2 separate regions of the Homo sapiens genome follow, and region 2 is linked to region 1. The links are chromatin contacts, found by Hi-C or POLR2A ChIA-PET in ENCODE. All regions are on one chromosome and are shown on one strand. Each heading gives the region's core, a stretch centred on a gene start or an enhancer-like site at or near the end of the contact. The rest is flanking DNA. Distances are from core to core; before and after follow the strand shown. Region 1 has its middle 280 kb from the start of EPHA4. Region 2 overlaps EPHA4 (EPH receptor A4).

Region 1 (4,457 bases), core at 1,439-3,938:
CAGGGCTCAATCCCTTCCATGCCCATTTGTTTAGTTATTGTCTATGGATGTTTTCATACAGCAACAGCAGACTCAATGCAACAGAAACCAAGGCCATAAGGCTGCTGAGCTGAAAATATTTATTATCTGGTTGTTTCCAGAAAAAAAAAAACAGCCAACCTCTGATCTAGAATCCATGACAATATCAAACTTTTTATAGTTGAATAAGATAAAGAGGACCTTGACTCTAAAAATGATTTCCATAATCTATTACAATATACTATTTTATTTTATTCTGTTGCACAAGGTTTTCAAAAAGAAGAGTTAGCTTTGGAATTTCTCTTCCACTCCTCATCCTCCAATCCCAAAATAATCTTACCTTGAATCTCTTCCCATACATAATGAGGATGGAGGCTGAGATACAGTGGAAGTTGTCATGCTCAAGGTGGGATGGAGGCCTTGGAGCTCTGACAGTTACATTGCTTTGCAAGTGCTCCTCTCTCCAAAGAAGTGTGTGAAGCTTTCTGAAGAACCCCCTGGACTACAAAATTGCTTCTGAGCCAGATGGATAAAATTAATGAAATGTCAAAGCTAAAAGGAATTATAGATGAAGATACCAAAGCTCAGACGACTTAAATGCTTTAGGCCAGGGTCTACACTAGTTATTGGCAGAACTAAAAGCCAAGATCAAAGCCATGTGACTTGATTTCCAACCCACACTGCCTCTTCCATTCCTGCAGAGGGTGAGACATGGGCTGGTCTCGCTTGGTGGCATAGTAAACCCAAGACCAGCAATGTCTTTTTATTGTACATGTCAACAGGTTCCTAAATAGATTTCAGAGCAGTGACCTAGGAAGAGAGACAGATGACAACTCAAATGAGAAGAGATAGCCATGTTTCAAAATATAAGAAATTCAGGATGGATTGAAGAAAGTAAATTTTAAAAGAAAGTTTTAAAATAAACTGATAATACTGTCAAGTATTTTTCTCCAACACATGGTGTTTTAAGGTTTCCTATAGCCAGCACTAGATTAGATCATATGTATTTCTATTTATGTCATGTTTTCCTAATTTCAGATTAAAGGAGGTGGTATAACCTCCTTTTATTAACCCTGAGAGAGAGAAACAGAGAGCGAATGAGAAAACAAGACCTGTTAGAAAAAACTATAAGACTATAACATTATTTTAGAAAGGGAAGTGGAGATATAATTTACTTGAAATTGTAAAGAAATTTAGGTAGAGAAAGCTGAATTACTAAAGTAGGAATTTGACAGGGCACTGAGGTTAACAGCTTGAGCCTTATGACAAAGGTTATGGGATCTCAAATGAGGACAAGTGACCATGAACATCTAGTTAGTATCCTTTCAATTTATGGAAGGGGTTAGAAAATCTATTTTGGCCTACGACTTCTTCAAGCCTCACAAGATAGATTTCTGTTTATTACACTTCTAATAATAGTATTACTACTCATTGGTAAAAATTAGAAGCAAATTAGGCCATTAACCATTACTACCTGTTATATCTTTTAAGAGGATGATGTTTTTCAAGTACCATGAGAGATCTAATAGTAATTACTGAACAGTTAATGTCTTTGTCCCTTTATTTTAATGGCACTATCAATTTTAAAGATGAAAGTTTGAATGAAAACTTTAGGAAACTTTAGTTGTAGGTACTCAGCCAAAGTAGAATTACTGTGCTTAGGAGCTTCAAAGAAAATAATTCACTGAAACTTATGTATATATGCTTTTTTTTTTTTTTTTTTCCATGAGACGGAATCTCGCTCTGTCGCCCAGGCTGGAGTGCAGTGGCACAATCTCAGCTCACTGCAAGCTCTGCCTCCCAGGTTCCAGCGATTCTCCTGCCTCAGCTTCCTGAGTAGCTGGGACTACAGGCACCTGCCACCACACCTGGCTAATTTTTTGTATTTGTAGTAGAGACAGGGTTTCACCATGTTAGCCAGGATGGTCTCGATCTTCTGACCTTGTGATTCACCTGCCTCAGCCTCCCAAAGTGCTGGGATTACAGGCATTAGCCACCACGCCCAGCCTTATATGCTTTATTTCTCAAGATACTCATGTATTTGTGTTCTATCGTGATTTGTGCTTTAAGAAAAACCATTGATATCAGAGGTAAAATTTGAGTCAAAACATTTACAGATAGATAATGCTTGGCTTCTGTGTCTAGAGAATGTATGTGGGCAAAATACAGTACCCAAGCCTATTGAAACAGAGGTAGTAATAGCTGTGGAGAGGGAGACATATTAAACCAGGAGTCAGGATTCTGGATATGAGTTCTGACTTTGCCATTATTTGCTTTGTGACCTTGGGTGTATTTGCTTAATCTGCCCATACCTGGTTTTACTTGTCTCTACAATATAGGGGCTTAAATAATAATCTACACTGATCTATCTCTCCTAATGGTTATGTGATGGAGAATTATGTGCTAGCATGTCCTTTATTTGTCCAAAAACAATCTTAATTTTTTAATTGGAAAACTTTACCATTTCTATTATTTTTTGCTACCCCCGTAAAGTTCCAGAATCCTCTAGATTTTAGATTGGAAAGATCTGAGATTTTCTTGCTCAGTGGTTCTCAAATGCGTGCATGTCTCAGAACGCACTGAATCACTTATTCAAATGGCTAGTCTTGCACTCCACTCAGGAGTTCCCGATTCAGTGGTCTGAAGTGGGGCCCCAAATTTGCATTTCTAACAAGTTTCCTTCTGGGTGATTCTGAAGCACTGATCTGGACACCACACTGAGAACACACTGGTCTCTCTCAAACTATTTACCAGATTAGGCAAGAAGCCTTGCAAAGATAATTGAATTACCCATGCTTACTCATCAGTTAGGGGCCCAAACAAAACCAGCAAAACCCTATTCTCCCAGATGCTGAGGTCAGAGCCTTCTCTATGATACCACAATTCCCCACTTTGAATTTGGGTTATATGATACAGACTAAAAAATTCAAATAAATTTATTCCAATCCACATTGCCACTCAGATTAACAGCTTCTGTTGAGAGGGTTTTTTTTTTTTTTCCTTCGGTCAGGAACAGAGTTTAAATACCCAGTAAGTTTTATTTTCTTTTTTCTTTTTTCTTTTTTTTTTAATGTGTGGCCCACACCTGGACCATGTTTGCATGAAGAAGAATTAAAGCTAAAATGGGGCAAAGAAGGATTTATTGTTAGTGAAAGACTTCTGCCACAACAAAGACGGACTAAAAGAAAACAAACCAGCTTATTTCTACTAAACGTATATATTTTTATATTTTCATGTGTGAGTTTTAGTTTGTTGTTGTTGTTAATAACAAAAACCCACACAGAGCAGGTTTAAGGTTCATAAAAGATTTTAGTATCTCTGGAATCTCATTTGCTTGAAGAAAAATTCCCCTTGATCCTGATAGTGTAGAGATAAGAACTTCTTCTAAAGTCCCCAGAAACAAGCACAAATAATGTGCTTTTGATAACGACTGAGAAATCTACAAGACAGACAAATAGGGTTTCCCTGGATGCACTGATCTCTCTCTATCCCCTGAGTTTGTGGTGCTTTCCTCACCCTCTGGAATAGTCCTTGGCCCCTCCATTCCCCCGCCATGTTGGCTACTCATTCTTCAGGTCTGAGCTTAGAGGCTCTTTGCTGACCCTCCAAGTCCGGGTGAGGGACAAGTGGTGGACACCACTGAGATGACTTGGCATTCTTGCCCTTGCGCCTCCCTCACCTTGAGTTTAAGCTGGATCTAGAGACCTGCTTCAGATTAATGGAATTTGATGATGCTTCTAACAGGAGGTTACATAAAGGCCCTGGCTTTTGTCTTGTTTTGCTCTCTTGTTTGTTCACAGTTTCTATGTCATGAGCTTCCCTATGAAGAGGCCAATATGACAAAAGACAAAGAAAGACCTCTGGACAACAGCCAGCAAGGAACCAAGGCCTTCAGTCCTCCAGGTTATGAGGAAGGGAAGCCTCTAACAATTCTGTGAGTAAGCTTGGAAGCTGGGCCTTCTGTTCATCCTTTGGGTGAGATTTCAGTCCCAGTAGCTTGGGAGAGGCTTTGAGGCAGAAGCACCTAGATTCCTGACCCACAGAACTGTGAGATAATAAATATTTGCTGTTATACTAAGTTTTGAGATAATTTATCACACAATAAATAATTATTATATCACCCATCACATTTATTGACTTTCCCTGTAGACCAGTAAATCACAAACTTTAGATGGTGAACTCTTGAAAATAAACATTTCCAGCTTCAGAGATTCTGATCGAATAGTTCTGGAAAAGGTCCAGGAATCTGTTTTTAAAAAAAGTATTTCAAATAGTTTGTATGCATATAGTCTCAAGACCCCATTTTTGAAAATTCTCTCTGGAAGCTACAAGCAACTTTTTTTTTATTTTTATTTTTATTTTTTTTTTTTGTGGCAAGAGAGATTTTAATGGCCAGAAAGGACTCCTTTAGGATAAGCTAGGATTGTTAGGCTAAATCA
Region 2 (4,457 bases), core at 524-3,023, 230 kb before region 1:
GTTGGTTGTTGCAAAGGTAATTGCGGTTTTTGCCATTGAAAGTAATGGCAAAGATCGCAATGACTTTTGTACCAACCTAATAACTGGAGCAGAGGAAAAGAAGTTCTGTTGGATTCGTCTGAAGAGCTGAAGGAAAGGAACTGGGTTTTCTCACTGTTAATTGCCCCTTTCTCATCTCAACCTGGCTCCTTTCCTCAGATTCTTGCTTTGGAATCACCATCTGTTTTCCACTCCACAGAGCTTTGGGAGGAATGTCAGCTCTGTTGTCTCCGACTTAAGGTCCAAATGCCCCTTTTCAGAAACTGTCCATCATTTAAAGTTCGACGAGAAAACTTGGACTTGCTTTGTGGCCATAAGACCCTATATTTTCAGATTTCCTATAGACGATGTTTTGTTATATCCTGCTTTAAAAAAAAAGTGTTTAAAACTACATTTATAGCCACCCTAGCTGTTGCACTGCACTGTTTTTTGGTTAAAACATGCACCTGCTTTGTTAGTAAAGGAACCTTTGCCAAGTGAATTGTATGTGGGAGGGTGTGACTAACTCTGCAAAGGGACTTATCTCTTATCCTATCTGCCTGAGCTCCCAAGGCTGCCTTTGATAAGATTTATTTCTTCTTGCACCAGCCCCACCCCTCCAACCTTTACTGCTATCTTTCCTCTGAAAATTATTCATATCTAAATATTTTAACTTTTCAAAACTACTCTGCTCTCTGGTTTCATATTTTGTTGAGTGATCTAACCCTTCCTCTGGGAGACAAGTGCTCCCAAGCAAGAGAGCATTACAATTCTGCCTCCCCTGCTCCTCCCACCTTTTAAGTATTATCAGCAGACCTGCTTGCTTACCCGTGTTAGGATTGTGCTGTTTCCTTTTTGGCAAGCTTCAGCCAAGCCCATAATGTTGCAAGGCTGTTTGAAGGGAAATGTAAGTCACAATGGCAAGAAACATAGAAACAGAAAACATAGGAACAGAAAAAGAAAAGTAAATCTGAAATGATCTTCGTACAGCTTGGTTCACAGCAAGGAGTGGTCTGAGTTGCTTTCTGTGTCTAGACATTTAGATGCTAAAGGCAACTGTGTCATCATTCATTCATTCATTCGTATACTTAGTCTACATATTTGTGGTGAGTAGCCATCGTTACAGGTTACAGGTTACCAAATGTTAGAGATGTAATAGTAAACAGGATGGGCGTATTTGCAGCTGCTATGGATCTGAGAGTGTGTTCTGCAAAGGGTGATAGACATGAAACCTCAAAACACACAGTTCATGACTGGATTACAGTTGTGCAGCAGGAGCGGGTAAAGAGCGGGGTCTAGGGAAGAGAGATTTCCTAACCTAGACTACAGGCATCAGGAGAGGATTCTTGTTTCTTACAAGCTGGAGGTGAGGACCATTTTGCATTGGAGGATAAGGACTGAGCTCTTAACCACAGAAGCCATGGAGTGGGGAGGGGGAAGCATGAACAGTTTCAGATCTGAATAAATCCACTCAATTTCTCAGTTTTCCTGAAAACCAGCTACCTATTTTCTGCCTCCCAATTAGATGAAATTCTGTTCTGGGAGGAAACAGGAAAGTAAAGACCTCAGTTGTAAAACAACACTGCGCTGCCCACACCAGCAGCTACCTAATGTCAACCTGAAACCTCATAACTCACTTACTTCAATGGCTGTTGACAAACTCTTGTCAGCTGCACCCTTAGTTCCGGTTTGAATCACGCTCAGGAAGCTGGCCCCTCGGCTGGCTTCCTCAAGTTAGTGGGTGCTGTCATGCAGCTGCTATCAAGGTGTGGCCCACTTGCAAGTGGTCAGGACCCAGGGCCTGGTGGCCAAGCCTCATCAAAGCTGTTGTGATAGCACATGCGGGTGGCATTCTTGAGCTGGGAAGTGGTGTCCCAGTCTGCTTAAGTAGATGCAGACATGACTCATTTGGAAGGATACAGCCAAGGGGAAAATCAAAATTTGCTTTGTATGTCACTTGTTTGGAATCTTAAGTCCACTTAAAAAAAAAAAATGCCCTGCAACTGTGAGGAAGAGCAGAGTTAGTCCTTTATGTCACTTACTTGGAACTCTCGACTCCCGGCTCGCCCTCCTCCACCCTGGTCCAGGTGGCCATGCCCTCTCTGCTGGATCTCAAGGGCCTCCTTACAGGTCCCCTGCTTCTAATCATACTTCCTGTCATCCACGTTCTACCAGCAGCCAAATGAATCTTTTGACAATTTGTATCAAATCATATTGCCAGACTGAGAATAAAAACTAAACTCCTCACTGAGTTAAGGGCCTGTGGGCTCAGGATGACCACTCTGATCTCAATCTTGGCATGCCTCTTGCAACATTTCCTAGCATCAGTAATCTTCTGTCTGTCTAATACATGCCTACTGTAGGCCTTCTGCAACTTTCTCTTCTTCCTGGCATGCTTTCCCATGTAATGTTCACAATTGCTGGCCCTTTATTAATTGAGATCCCCTATGAACCACCTTCCCAGCCCCATCCTCAGTCTCTCATATTACCAGGTTTATTCTCCTGTACAGTTCTATCCCTGCCAGTAGAATATGTGCTCTGTGGAAACACAGGCCGTGCCAGTCATCCCTTCCCTATGTCAGGCACACGTAGGAGCGCTCAGCAATACATGTGGATGAATGAACCTTCACACCATAGAGCAAAGACATTTGTTTCCCTCTTTTTTCTGATCTGATTTTTAATAAGTGACAAAAAGAGCACAGGAGTGCTTGGGAATCTCTGCTAAGACAGGTAAGAGAAATTTCAATAAACAGTTTGGAGGGGTGGATTTATTTGGGGAAAAAAAAGGACCTTGCTCACAGTCCTAGGGCTGAGAAAGTGTTGGAGCTCAGTTCCTGAGCTCCATAAATGAGTCTGCACCAGTCCTGGAAGGAAAGATAAACGTGCTGGACTAATGTGCTCAATGGCATTTGAACTGAATTGTAAGTGACTTTGGGGTTTATCAGAGCATCCTAGGTTATTTGAGAATCACTGAATCTAGGTCGGGCATGGTGGCTCACCCCTGTGATCCCAGCACTTTGGGCCGAGGCGGGCCGATCACCTGAGGTCAGGAGTTCAAGACCAGCCTGACCAACATGGTAAAACCCCATTTCTACTAAAAATACAAATATTAACCAGGGGTCGCGGCGGACGCCTCTAATCCCAGCTACTTGGGAGGCAGAGGCAAGAGAATCACTTGAACCTGAGAGGCGGAGGTTGCAGTGAGCCGAGATCGTGCCTCTGCACTCCAGCCTACAGGACAGAGCAAGACTGCGTCTCAAAAAAAAAAAAAAAAAAAATCATTGAATCTATCAGATCATGGGAACCGTATAGACTTGGAATTTTTGAGGATTAAAAAGAGATATTTTAAATTATTTAGTCTGGTACTCTTAGAGGAAACTGACCCCTAGAAACCTTAAATTGTTAAATGTTAGGAATGGAATCCAGGTCCCCTTTTCACAGAGCCTGGCCTCTTCTCAGTCATTGTATTTCAGCCATTCACTTCCTCCACTTCTACATAGCAGGGAACGGATTCCTGGTTGTGTTTTTGACAGGAGAAATGTAACCTTAACACAGCCTTGAGGAAAACATGAAGGTGATCATCCATCTGCCAAAATTTTTAATGCTATGTTTTGTTTTTCTTTCTTTTCCTGGGGGAAGGATTTATGACTTCATCTTTTTTTTTTTTTTTCCCTTCAAATCTGAGCCTCTTTAGAAATGATCCTGCCTCAAGGCTAGGGGGAAAAAATCCTATTTTAAAAAATAAAATGTAGATCTTCTTATGGTCTGCTTTCCAGACACAAAAGAGATCTATGTCTTTTATTATTATTATTTTTGAGACAGGGTCTTGCTCCGTTGCCCAGGCTGAGTGCAGTGGCACAATCACGGCTCACTGAGGCCTTGACCTCCTGGGCTCAAAGGATCCTCCCACCTCAGCCTCCCCAGTAGCTGGGACTACAGGTGCATGCCACTATGCCCAGCTAATTTTTAAAAACTTCTCGTAGAGACAGAGTCTCACTATGTTGCCCAGGCTGGTCTCAAACTGCTGGATGTAAGCAGTGTTCCTGTCTTAGCCTCCCAAAGTGCTGGGATTACAGGCATGGTAAGCCACCCACCGTGTGTGATGTGGCCAGGATCTAATTTTGATTGTTGATTAAGAGTACTTTTTAAGTAATTTTCAACTGTTTTGTGATATATGAAAAAGAAGACTAATTAATAATGAGATATCAAATAATGTTTCTTAAATTGAGGTAGCTTGGCTGGCCGTGGTGGCTCATGCCTGTAATTCCAGCTCTTTGGGAGGTCGAGGTGGGAAGATCACCTGAGGTTGGGAGTTCGAGACCAGCCTGACCAACATGGAGAAACCCCGTCTCTACTAAAAATACAAAATTAGCCATGCATGGTGGCGCATGCCTGTAGTCCCAGCTACTTGGGAGGCTGAGGGAGGAGAATCGCTTGAA

The links. A loop is a pair of places that touch in the nucleus more often than their neighbours do. ChIA-PET counts read pairs that join two places held with the same protein, here RNA polymerase II (POLR2A).
Region 2: a loop to region 1 is called in a map of OCI-LY7, with 1.8 times the contacts of the local background. The contact joins two enhancer-like sites. A Hi-C loop is called at or near these places in 1 of 168 maps with a recorded cell type or tissue (OCI-LY7) and 1 of 37 single-sample maps with no recorded cell type. POLR2A ChIA-PET finds 5 or more read pairs at or near these places in 2 of 52 experiments (CD4-positive, alpha-beta T cell and HEK293).

The regions. Positions count from the first base shown.
Region 1 is chr2:221,287,867-221,292,323 of GRCh38, reverse strand. No RefSeq gene overlaps it. Among named protein-coding and RNA genes, the nearest start is that of EPHA4, 280 kb to the left of the region's middle. Within about 2 kb of position 2,688, at least 2 of the 41 ENCODE cell types and tissues checked have a DNase peak (open chromatin) inside an H3K27ac peak, as active enhancers do.
Region 2 is chr2:221,515,192-221,519,648 of GRCh38, reverse strand. The region is part of intron 3 of EPHA4 (EPH receptor A4); the gene reads left to right. Among named protein-coding and RNA genes, the nearest start is that of EPHA4, 55 kb to the left of the region's middle. RefSeq lists enhancers at 1,309-1,808, 1,666-1,960, 1,809-2,310, 1,284-2,483. Within about 2 kb of position 1,773, at least 22 of the 41 ENCODE cell types and tissues checked have a DNase peak (open chromatin) inside an H3K27ac peak, as active enhancers do.